Linked DNA regions of Homo sapiens: regions 2 and 3 are each linked to region 1. A link is a contact called in ENCODE Hi-C or POLR2A ChIA-PET data. All regions are on one chromosome and are shown on one strand. Each heading gives the region's core, a stretch centred on a gene start or an enhancer-like site at or near the end of the contact. The rest is flanking DNA. Distances are from core to core; before and after follow the strand shown. Region 1 overlaps FNDC3B (fibronectin type III domain containing 3B). Region 2 overlaps LINC02068 (long intergenic non-protein coding RNA 2068). Region 3 holds the start of LINC02068 (long intergenic non-protein coding RNA 2068).

The links. A loop is a pair of places that touch in the nucleus more often than their neighbours do. ChIA-PET counts read pairs that join two places held with the same protein, here RNA polymerase II (POLR2A). Pooled maps may share reads with other maps.
Region 2: a loop to region 1 is called in a pooled map, with 5 times the contacts of the local background. The contact joins two enhancer-like sites. A Hi-C loop is called at or near these places in 5 of 50 pooled maps. POLR2A ChIA-PET finds 5 or more read pairs at or near these places in 2 of 52 experiments (activated CD4-positive, alpha-beta T cell and activated naive CD4-positive, alpha-beta T cell).
Region 3: a loop to region 1 is called in a map of naive thymus-derived CD4-positive, alpha-beta T cell, with 2.2 times the contacts of the local background. The contact joins the promoter of LINC02068 here to the enhancer-like site in region 1. A Hi-C loop is called at or near these places in 2 of 168 maps with a recorded cell type or tissue (both naive thymus-derived CD4-positive, alpha-beta T cell), 12 of 37 single-sample maps with no recorded cell type and 12 of 50 pooled maps. POLR2A ChIA-PET finds 5 or more read pairs at or near these places in 1 of 52 experiments (T-cell).

The regions. Positions count from the first base shown.
Region 1 is chr3:172,107,406-172,111,448 of GRCh38, reverse strand. The region is part of intron 1 of FNDC3B (fibronectin type III domain containing 3B); the gene reads right to left. Among named protein-coding and RNA genes, the nearest start is that of FNDC3B, 70 kb to the right of the region's middle. Within about 2 kb of position 2,793, at least 4 of the 41 ENCODE cell types and tissues checked have a DNase peak (open chromatin) inside an H3K27ac peak, as active enhancers do.
Region 2 is chr3:172,560,896-172,564,795 of GRCh38, reverse strand. LINC02068 (long intergenic non-protein coding RNA 2068) reads left to right here. Exons shown (of 4, transcript NR_146714.1): 4 at 3,727-3,895. Among named protein-coding and RNA genes, the nearest start is that of LINC02068, 33 kb to the left of the region's middle. Within about 2 kb of position 1,860, at least 17 of the 41 ENCODE cell types and tissues checked have a DNase peak (open chromatin) inside an H3K27ac peak, as active enhancers do.
Region 3 is chr3:172,592,850-172,597,195 of GRCh38, reverse strand. It overlaps LINC02068 (long intergenic non-protein coding RNA 2068), which reads left to right and starts at 1,589. Exons shown (of 4, transcript NR_146714.1): 1 at 1,589-1,793; 2 at 2,615-2,735. RefSeq lists a silencer at 783-1,077 and enhancers at 3,846-3,985, 4,048-4,346.

The DNA.
Region 1 (4,043 bases), core at 1,544-4,043:
TTCTATAATAACAGGTCTTATAATTCGGTGTTAATAGTACCATCATGCTGTTTTATGAGGCAATTACTCAGTTCCTAAGCAAATAAAAGTACCAAGCCCAAAGCCTGATAGTTTATCCTCATGAAAGAAAACAGATTCTTTTACAATTAAAATTAAGATAATCCCTGTTGACACTATCATGACTTAATTGTTTGAACTATGAACAGGTCAAATGATGGAGAAGAAATCTAATGTCTATTTCAATTTCATTCCTAATATACTTTATCTTACTAATAATGCATAAGAGAAAAATGGCTATTTTCTCAAATTGATGACATTACACAGGCCTATCTTTTTTTTTTTTTTTTTTTTTAATGGAGTCTCACTCTGTTGCCCAGGCTGGAGTGCAGTGGCATGATCTCAGCTCGCTGCAACCTCCACCTCCCAGGTTCAAGCGATTCTCCTGCCTCAACCTCCTAAGTAGCTGGGATTACAGGCACGCACCACTATGCCCGCCTAATTTTCATATTTTTAGTAGAGACAGGGTTTCGCCATGTTGGCCAGGCCAGTCTTGAACTCCTGACATGACCTCAGGTGATCCACCTACCTCGGCCTCCCAAAGTGCTAAGTATGATGTCTTATTTAATGTTTCTTCAAAATCGCAGGTTGGATTAACAGGGTGGTTATTTACATTAGGGGGTCTGAGTATAAGGATCTAAGGGTGGAGAAGCAATTTCACCTTTTCTTCCCTCCTCCTTGGGCACTTGCTATTGAGGCTGTGGTGCAGACTGTGGCTCTGTTGTCTTCTCTGCATCCCCTCTGCTACATTAGCGAGTGCCAAAGCCCTCTCCTGCTTGGCATAGCTCTGACATCTTACAGGTGAGCCTAAGGATAGAACCTCTTCTCTCTTATCCAACAAGGCAAGAGGAGTAAACCCATTTCAGGGCCTCACTCTAGGTCCCTTCAGCCTCCATAGGTCCTTCTATTAGGCCAGCGTACAGTAAATAATGATACAGGTTTAGAGAGTTCAAATGGGAGGGAGATGAGGGTCCTTAGGACCTGCTTTGGGCTGAAGCTGTCTATACTCCATGTGGTCCAACCCATCTAACCAAAGTTTTGAACACTTGGATTTGCAGCTCAAATCCAAATAATGGTGCTACTTTGTTCCTATTTCTCATTGTTTCTTGTGTGAGTCCTGTGAGGGAATGGGGAGGTTGAACTGAGTAAGAGAAGACAGTTGTGATCTGGTACAATATTTAGGCATTCCTGGTCTCCTGTCTCTAGTACCGAAGAATGTCTGAACACCAACAACACATCTAACACTAACAACTCTAACCTTCTGGTAGGCATTGTGTTAACTAACAGGACCGCTGTCAATGAGACATAGCAATCCAACCCCGCTAAATAGCACCCTTAAGCACAGGTGTCAAGTCCTAAGCAGGGCATTAACTCCAGGTTCTGCAAGTGTGGGATAAGGTAGATGGATCCCCCAGACCCAGGCCCACAAAGGCCTTACAGAAGTAGGATAGAAGAGTATGGGGACTGACACAGATGTGCAAAACCATCTCTTTTCATAAGGCATTTTACCCCCCAAATAAACCAAAGAAGTCCACTGGCACAAGGAGATCATTATATTTGCTTTTGAAAACTTCATAGACAACTTTAGGTGAGATGCCTGAATCTTTTTCTCTACTACGTGATGGACTTTCCACCTCATACAGTGTTCAGTGGTTACTAGAAATGACTGGGAAGGGATGGAGGAAGGGGAGACAGGGAGGCTGTATGTACAAACACTCCTGAGAAAGATCAAGTGGGAACATATGAACATCATACACTCCTAAGTTTCAATTCAACCACCCAACAGTCACACCGTTGATCATGGAGAAAACAGAAGAAATAATAAAAGTGAATAAAGGCCACTGTGAGCCCAGCAGTCTCACTTAGCCATAACCAGTATTGCTGATCTTTTCCCTCAGCCACCAGCTTGCTAGAATCCAAGGCCTTCGGCCGGGCGCGGGGCTCACGCCTGTAATCCCAGCACTTTGGGAGGCCGAGGCGGGCGGATCACGAGGTCAGGAGATCGAGACCATCCCGGCTAAAACGGTGAAACCCCGTCTCTACTAAAAATACAAAAAAATTAGCCGGGCGCAGTGGCGGGCGCCTGTAGTCCCAGCTACTTGGGAGGCTGAGGCAGGAGAATGGCGTGAACCCGGGAGGCGGAGCTTGCAGGGAGCCGAGATCCCACCACTGCACTCCAGCCTGGGTGACAGAGCAAGACTCCGTCTCAAAAAAAAAAAAAAAAAAAGAATCCAAGGCCTTCTTTGTAATCCCTAACAGTTTCACCAGAGATAAACCAGACTTCATCCTGACAAGAATATAAGGTAACAGATTCAGCTAGATGGGGCCTACATGCAGCCAACGATGTTTAAATCCCCATTTCTGTGCTCCATGCACACACAGAGAGTACTTTTATTTGCCTAGAATGCAAGAGACATACAAAGAAATGAATTATTTCGAGGCAAGGAACTGCCCAACTACTTAAAAGCCAACTGCCTGCCAAGCTGTCCCTTAAAATGATCATAAAATAGAAATGACTTAGTCTATGCTCCATAGAAAACAGACTAGAGAAAAGGCAAGGAGGAAAAGCATAAAAGCATGAAAACATAAAACTTAGCGTTCACAGTAGTATCTTTTTGGTTATTCCCCAGGCATGAAAAGGGAAACGTAGTGAGTGTTCCCAGTAGAAAGTCACAGATTCAGGTTGTGAAGTGGGGAAACCACATTGCAAAACCATCAACAGTTAAAGCAGGTTAAGTCAGGCCAGGAGGCCTGGGAAGGCTTGTCATGAGCAGTCATCACTCTATAGTCACAGCAACCCAAAAGTGAACCTCCTCTGTTTTAACCAGTAACTGAGACAAAACTACACGTGGACTTAACTCTCAACAGGGTGGCTCAACTCAGCTGTGAGGAGACCTCAGGAATACCTACCTGATGAAAGCCGACAAGGCTTTTCAATGGAATTAAAAGAGGAAGCAATGGATGTGGAAGGCTTTCATCCATACAGTTAACTTTAAGAACTAAAGCTTACTCTATTTGTTTGTAATGATTGCGAATGGAAATTACACATGTTCTTCATTAAAGAGCAGGCTGGCCACAGCTTTTTTCTTAGGGATTTCAGGACAGTTTATAAGAATACTGTATTCAGTCATAAGGTGATGGATGAGGATGTTACTGAAACATTTTGACCTTACATATACAGAGCTATTATCACCCCACCTCTACTTTTTTTTTTTCTTTTTTTTGAGACAGAGTCTCACTCTGTTGCCCAGGATGGAGTGCAGTGGCGTGATCTCAGCTCACCACAAACTCCGCCTCCTGGGTTCAAGCTATTCTCCTGCCTCAGCCTCCCGAGTAGCTGGGACTACAGGCACGTGCCACCATGCCCAACTATTTTTTGTATTTTTAGTAGAGACGGGGTTTCACTATGTTGACCAAGCTGGTCTCGAACTCCTGACCTTGTGATCCGCCCGCCTCGGCCTCCCAATAAGTTCTTATGCTTAATTTTAATGTTTTTTTTTCTTTCTCTTTTCTTCATTAACCACACTCCCTCCAGTCTCAGGGCCTTTTCCTAAATTTGCTGTCTTAAATTTTCTTTGGGCTGAGCGGCCAGATTGTCAGTTACATACACACACAGAGAGGAGTCCCTGAGTACAGTTTCAGAAGTTCCTCGTGCGCTTTGTGCAGTCTTCCTTTTCACCACCAGCTGATCATCAGCTGTGAAGGTAGCTGAGCAGGCCAGATGTGTGATCTCTGGATAACCGCACTGTAACTCATTTTCATCTTAGTCAAAAAGTCTCAGTAGAAACCACCCTGACTAACACTCATCTTCTTGGTCTGGGTTCCTTCTTTCCTAGACAGATGTGTATCTGAGCTGGCCAAATCTATCACAGGACTCAGGCATTTTGGTCAAGGCTGTACCACATCCACACTGTCCCCCAACACACCACGGAGATGTGATCATGAATCCATTCTTGAAATCAACTACCCTTTACAAATGAAGAAAT
Region 2 (3,900 bases), core at 611-3,110, 450 kb before region 1:
AGTCTTACCGTGTTTCATGATATGGACATTTTTGAAGAGTACAGATGACTCATTTACTAGAATGTCCCTCAATTTGGGGTTGTCAGACCGTTAAATTGAGGTTATACAACCTTTGTCAGGAATATCATTCAAGTGTTGTGCTCTGCTCAGTGCAGCGTGCTAGGAGGCACATGATGTTGATTCGTACCTTTGCTGGTGTTGCTGACTTTGGCCAATTGTCTAAGGTGGTGTGGTAGAGGTTCACTTCTGTATATTTCTTCTTAATATTTTAATTTGCTTTGTTGGGTCTTACAACAACAACAAAAAACAAATTCACATTTGCTAGGAGCTAAAGGTAAAAAATTAGAAAGCATTCCAGCAGGGATTACGTTTAAGAAAGTATTGTACAAACTAGAAAAGCCTTTAAATGAATGCAAAAAGTATTATTCTTATTTTTAGCAATGATTTTTCTTTTAACATTTCCTAGTAAAAAAAATGATTTAAGGTGAAAAAGTAAGTCTGTCTGCTTTTTCATCTGAATTTTGTCAGATAAAATAACCAAATGAAAAGAGAATCAATCCAAAGCCTGTATTTCCTCATAAAGAATAGTCTATTGTTCTCAGTCTTGTGATCTCCAATCATTCACTTACACCTTGAAAAAAATTACTTATAGTCTCTGAGTTTTAATTTCTTCTTCTATGAGAGAGACAGAGAGAGAAAGAGAGGAAAAAAAGAGAAAGAGAGAGGAGAGAGAGGACACTCAGGTTGCAGAATAGTTGAGAAGAATAGATATAAAATACAATGCACTTAGCATAACGCTTAGCAAGGTTAAGGTGAAAAGAAGGCAAATTACTGTGAAAGTAGCGCCCATCAGTACTTCGTGTGAGTCTCCATGAGGCAGGTAGATAAATATTTATTATTATCTGCATTTTATATGTGGCAATCATCTCCAAGATCACATAAATCAAACCAGTTATGAGGGTGGTACCTGCTTTGGGGTTGCCTTTTTATTGTTTTTTCTTCTACATTATGGCTATAACCTTGTGCTTTCTGCCTGAAGAATTCACTTCACATTTAAACGTATATACAGTTTTGTTTACATTTCTCATAGGTTCAATTCAGGTCAAAATGTGACCACACAAAAGGTAATAAGAGCCTCTATTTAATATCAGTTAAATCATCTGTTCTTTTATCTTCTGGGTTGAAAAATAAGTTCCCAATAGCAAGAAAGGTGACCTGAGTTCAACTGCAAAACAAAGTCATATATCAGTGCTGTAGGCACCAGCAATAAACATTTCTTTAATTTGAATTCAGGGGCATTCTCACCATCAGACTAGTACAATCAAAACAACATTGCTTTTCTACCGAGTAACCTTCACTTTGACCAGTGACCGTACAAACATGTATGATTCATTTCACTGAAAATATATCACCTTGAAAACCTCCCTGAGTGGCCAATAAGTTCATTTCTGTGACACTTAGTTTTCTGATTGCACCTTAACTTTTACCAAACTGTTTCTCAGATCTAGATCTTTGCCTTTTGAATACACTTGCCAAAGTATGAAGTAAAAGTTATTTTCTTTGGTTGTTTATTCTTTGGTTAGGTATTACATAATCCAGAAACCACAGAAAAACAGAACATTGTTAAAGTTAAACAGCTTAAGTTGCCTAATAACTTGCGAAAAGCCAAATTAATAGGAAAGAATGCCAATAGGAAGCTCTCAAGGCAGCTCCTATTCCTGGAATTTTCCGTCTCAGGAAATCCAGGCGTAGGATAGTAAAACCACTCAGACGTAATCACCCTGCCTTATTCCTCAGATGAGTTTCTCTCTCTCTCTCTCTCTCTGTCTCTTTTCTCTCTCTCCCCCACTCTCCCACTCCGCCCTTTTACTGTTTCCTGACTCATTTCCTCACACTTTTTGTGGAAACAAGTTAACATTAATTTTAAAAGTGAAAGCTGGATGCCTATGAATCTTAAAACAACTTTTGAGAAAAAAAAAAAACCTCTTTGTCCTTCTTCTTACATATAAATGCAGGTAATATTATGGGGTCTTTGCTTGCTTTACTTCTTTAGCAAGACAGGACCATTGTTATTAGGATTCTGCACTAAGCCATACTGACTTGATGTTCATCATCAAGGCCAGCTGTGGCTCCATTTATTTTATTTTATTTTTTATTATTTTTTGAGATAGAGTTTTGCTCTTGTCGCCCAGGCTGTAGTGCAGTGGTGCGATCTCGGCTCACTGCAACTTCCGCCTTCCAGGTTCAAGTGATTCAGCCTTCCAAGTAGCTGGGATTACAGATGTTCGCCACCACGCCCGGCTAATTTTTGTATTTTTATAGACATGGGATTTCACCATGTTGGCCAGACTGGTCTGGAACTCCTGACCTCAGGTGATCCACCAGCCTTGGCCTTCCAAAGTGCTGAGATTACAGGCGTGAGCCACTGCGCCCAGCCTCAATTTTAAAATGGGTAAAGTTGAGCTTCATTTCCTCCTTCTCAAAAATGTTTTCCATTTGCCCCTGATGACTCTTGAGTTTCAGGTTCTGTAGATCTTTTCAGTCAATGGTAAAAACACTTTGACAAACTCACTCATTCATACCAGATATTGGCGACCTTATATATAAGTGTTCCCAGAGCACTGCCACTTTCAGAGACTATATTAAAATACAATCATGTGCCGCTTAACAATGATGGGGATGTGTTCTGAGAAATGTGTCATTAGGTGATGTTGTCATTGTGTAAATATCGGATTGTGCTTACACAAACCTAGATGTTATAGCCTTCCAGACCCAGGCTATAGTTTATTGCTCCTAGGCCACAAACCTGTACAGCATGTTACTGTACTAAATACTGCTGGCTATTGTAATACAATGTTAAGTTACAGTAAAAATATGATACAAAAGATAAAAATGCTATGCTTGTATATGGAGCTTGCAGAACTAGAAGTTGCTGTGGGAGAGTCAATGATTGAGTGAGTGAATGTGAAGGCCTTAGGACATTGCTCTACACTACTGTAGACGTTATAAACACTGTACACTTAGGCTACACTAAATCTATTAAACTTTTTTTTTTTTGAGACAGAGTCTTGTTTTGTTGCCCAGGCTGGAGTGCAGTGGCACAATCTCGGCTCACTGCAACCTCCACCTCCTGGGCTCAAGCAATTCTCCTGCCTCAGCCTCCTGAGTAGCTGGGATTACAGGTGCGCGCTACCACGCCCGGCTAATTTTTTATATTTTTGGTAGGGACGGGGGTTTCATCATGTCGGCCAGGCTGGTCTCGATCTCGTGACCTCGTGATCCACCCGCCTCAGCCTCCCACAGCTCTGGGATTACAGAAGTGAGCCATTGTGCCCGGCCACATTTTTTCTTTCTTCAATAATAAATTAAACTTAGCTTCCTGTAACATTTTTAGTTTAAAAATATTTTAATTTTTTTTAAACTTTGTGATTCCTTTGTAATAACACTTAGTCTAAAACACATTGTCTAACTGTACAAACATATTTTCTTTCTTTATATTCTTAGTCTATACGTTTTTCTCTATTTTTAACAATTTTTATTTTTAGTTTTTAAACTTTTCATTAAAAACAAAGACACAAACACACATACTAGCCCAGGTCTACACAGGGTCAGGATCATCAATATCACTGTCTTCCATCTCTATGTCTTACCTCGCAGGGAGACGGGGGCAGTAACATGCATGATCACCAGTATCACTGTCTTCCATCTCTATGTCTTACCTCGCAGGGAGAGGCGGGCAGTAACGTGCATGGAGCTGTCACCTCCTATGACAACAACACCTTCTGGAATACCTCCTGAAGGACACGCCTGAGGATGTTTTACAGTTAACTTTTTAAAAAATACATAAGTAGAAAGAGAACACTCTAAAATAAAAATAAAAGGTATAGTATAATAAACACA
Region 3 (4,346 bases), core at 340-2,839, 490 kb before region 1:
TGGCCCTTTCCTGGTATCATTTATCCTTGGATACTGAGTGCGTCTTATAATTCTGTTTTCTATGAAGAACTTTAGAGATGGAGCTTGTTTGTTGTATTCACACTTGTATGAGGCATTTTGTAAAGAAGTTCTTTACTTTGCAGATAGATAGCATAATAGAAGCACAGGGCAGACAGATGATCTGCAAAGGTCACACTAACAGTGTTTACATTTATGTCTGACTCCACTGCCTACTCTCTTTAGGTCAGAATGCCTCCTAGGCCCTCAAAAGCGGAGGCAGCCAGAAACCCAGCATTATTCTTTCTAATCCTCAGTCCTGTAAATGAGAAAATGATGTCTTACTTTTATAAAGTACTACTAATAATAGGGTCTGCATAGGGTACATGAGTGGCAAAGCACCTTCACAAACATATCATTTGGTCTTCTCTTATCACCCCAGGAAGTGGTGAAGAAGCAGGCAAGTGGGAAACTGAGGCTCGGAAAGCTAAAATGGCTTGTCTGAGGACCCACAGCTCAAAAACAGCAGTGTTGTGCCTGAAACTTAACACTTTTAGACTGTGGTGCCGAGTTCTGTTCTCTGTACCTCTCTGGTTTTTGGCATGAAAATAAAGCAGGGAAAGTTAGCAAAGAAATTCATTAACAAAGTTACCATTTAAATAACCTCTCCATCAAATACATGGTCTTCATACTGCAACATTTCCAGGTGAATAACTTTGGTGTTTCTCTTCTGACAGTGGCGTTCACAATACATACAAGAGGGAGCTTGGAGATCACACATTTCCTTACCTTGGAGGCTGAAGAAGATCCTGGTTTATGAACTCTCTGTTAGTAAGAAAACCAGCAAAAAGGCCTTTCAGATTCTCCGTCCCATATAGTGTGCTATTCAGGAGAGCCGATAGAGGGCGGTTACTGAACACAGATCGTGTGAAAATTAACAGCTTCCGAACTGATTTCTTTGCATTGGCTTTGTCAGTTTTACTTTCTATTTCTTGGGAAATATTTCTATTTCTAGTTCTATTAGATTTCTATTTCTATTCGTTTCTATTTCTTGGGAGTATGTCAGGGGAAGGCCAAGATCATAGCAGCAACGCAGACAGGATTTATGAAGTCTGCTTACCATTTCTCATAGAACTCTAGATTCTCCAAGCCTACAAGATTCTCCAAGCCTACAAGATTTATTCTAATAACCCCTGAAGTTAATCAGATTCATCTTATCCCTGACTCCTCACCCCTCTTCTCTCACCAATACACATGTCCTCTTGCTCCTGGTAATAACACAAAAACAACATGGTTAAATTTTGGACTGAACAATTACTAGGCAAGAGAAAGCACAAAATCCTTTGGTCTTGCACAGCTAATGGTAAGCAGCAACTGGAAATAAAAACAAATACACATTATGAGTTCAGCTATATCTCAAGTTAGTTTTTTTGCTTTTGCTTTTGTTTTCTTTTCCCTGCTCTATTAATGAGTTAATCAATTAAGATTTTCTTTCCTTGCATGGAAAGATTTTTGGCTTTGTTTTTAGATTAAGAAAGCTTTTCTCAGTTTCTTAGTTAATTATGAACATGCACTATCACATCATCTTGGACTCAATTCAAAAACTTATCTAAAACATGTAATTACTGGGAAATTCCAGATTAATTTCCTGCAAGTTTTAGTTAGTTAACGATTGTGTTAAACACTTAAGAGAGCAGCTCCTAGATGACTAAACCTGCTCAGCTGAAATCAAATGCTCTCATGCTTCCCTGAATGGACACACACAGAGTCTCTTCACCTGAGGAATAAAGTGTAAGGTGAGGACCCGGTTCTTACCTAAGAGAACAAAATAGCAAAGACACCTCTATAGCTTTGAGAATACGGACATGTTGGGCCGGGTGCGGTGGCTCATGCCTGTAATCCCAGCACACTGGGAGGCCGAGGCGGGTGGATCACCTGAGGTCAGAAGTTCAAGACCAGCCTGGTCAACATGGTGAAACCCCATTTCTACTAAATATACACAAATTAGCCAGACGTGGTGGTGGGCGCCTGTAATCCCAGCTACTCAGGAGGCTGAGGCAGGAGAATTGCTTGAATGCAGGAGGTGGAGGTTACAGTAAGCTGAGATTGCGCCATTGCGCTCCAGCCTGGGCAACAAGAGTGAAACTTCATCTCAAAAGAGAAAAAAAAAAGGGATACAGGCATGTCTTCTTGAGTTCTGGGTGAGAAAGAAAAAAAAGAATACAGATATGAAAGCTAGTATATACTCATGTATATATGAATGTATATACATTATATAAAGGTATTTATCTTGAGAGCTTATTGTTTTAATAATAATTCTTTTCCTATGGAGAACTCAAAATAATATATTGAGTCCCTGTCTGCATTGCCTTGGCGGGGAGGGAAGGTCGGAAAGAGAGAGAACAGGAGAAACGAAAGTTCACTTCAGGTCCTAGGTCACGTGGTGAATTTGGCAGAGCTTGACCGGGAACGCCTGCTTTTGTTAGACTTTGAGACTTGTAGGAAAACACTCCAAACAAAGGCCTTAAGACAAATCTACCAGTTGAGGTAGGAAATCCACTGAGATATTTAGTAGACAGAACTTGATAATTTCTTTCCTTTCATATTTTCATTTTAGATCTTCAGAACTTTTATTCAGGGGAGAAAGGCCCAGGTAGCTGCTGCTGTTCAGCTTAAGGCTAATCTGACCTTCTATAACAGGAGTTCAAGTCCCAGAAATCCCTAGTCCTCCATCAGAGGTAAGTAAGGATGGCAGCTGAACCCAAGAAAAGGAGCATGAATGATTAACTCTTCCTTCATTTCACCTCAGAAAATGGGGGCTGGGCGCAGTGGCTCACACCTGTAATCCCAGCACTTTGGGAGGCTGAGGCAGATGGATCACTGAGGTCAGGAGTTTGAGACCAGCTTGGCCAATGTGGTGAAATCCCATCTCTGCTAAAAATACAAAAATTAGCCAGGCGTGGTGGCGTGTGCCTGTAATCCCAGCTACACCAGAGGCTGAGGCAGGAGAATTGCTTGAACCCAGGAGGTGGAGGTTGCAGTGAGCTGAGATCACGCCATTGCACTCCAGCCTGGACAACAAGAGTGAAACTCCATCTCAAAAAAAAAAAAAAAAAAAAAAAGGAAAGAAAGAAAGAAAAGAAAAATAAAATGTGGGGAAAAATATTTTACTTTAATACTTTGCCTGCCCTGTCAAGACGTAGTTCATCATGCTTTGTGGGGAAAAAATTCACAATTAAAAGGATTTAGCTCTGTGTGACAGCTGATATTCTTAACTGCAACGGTCTTTCTGAGGAGTTATTATTTCAAAGAAAAAAGTGCATTGAGGACAATAAATATGTTTATTTTCATTGGTAAAGAAGGAAAGTAGAATAAGTTTTCATATTTGTTTTTAAGAATATGAATTCTACTCTGTTCTTTGCAATGTTTTCTATCTTCTAGCAAACACATTAAAAGGGCATTTATTTTTCTTACGCTCAACCAGAAGCAGCTAGTGTGTACTGCTCTCACAGAGAGAAATAGATGGGGCGAGTAAATACTGCACTTTCAACCGAAACATACAGATACACATGTTGGAATTCATCAAGAAAACAACCTGACCCATGGAGAATGGAGAAAAGCAGGGCAGGACAACCGCCCACACGGGAGAAACATGGAGCCAGGGGAACCTCCCCATCCAGGGAAGCCGTGAGTGAATGAGCGACCCTGCGGACCAATGCTTCTCCCATGGATCGTTGCTACTCTTGGGTCAGGAGATCCCCTCATGAACCCACTCCACTAGGGCCTTCAGTCAGATACACAGAGCTATGGGGAGTCTTGGCAGAGCAGCCGCTCAGGTACACACGGAGCCCCAGGAGCCTTAGATATCCTGGCTTCCTGGCAAAAGTAACTGCTACTCCAGCCAAGTGGGAGGTTAGACCCCCATACCTACTCCTATGAAAGGGGCTGAATCCAGGGGGCTGAGCAGCGATGATCTGCAGGCCTCACTTCCATAGCACTTCAGAGGTCACAGGATAAGACCCACTGGCTTGGAACTCTAGCCAGCTGCTGGTAGCAGCATTACACATCCCTGAGAGGGAGCTCTCAGAGGAAGGGGTAGGCGGCCATCTTTGCTGTTTCACAGCCTCAGTCCTTGTTGCCTTCAGGCTTTAGAGAGTGCAAGGTGATCCATCAGTGACTGGAGTGGACCCCCCAGCACAACATGGCTGTCCTGTGGAAAAGTGGCCAGACTGCTTTTTTACACAAGTCTCCAAACCTGTTTCTCCTCACTGGATGAGTCCTCCTGGCCTGGGTCTCCACCCACCCCCTGCCAGGGATATTGAGCCAGTAGCAGCTCCATAACTCTCTGG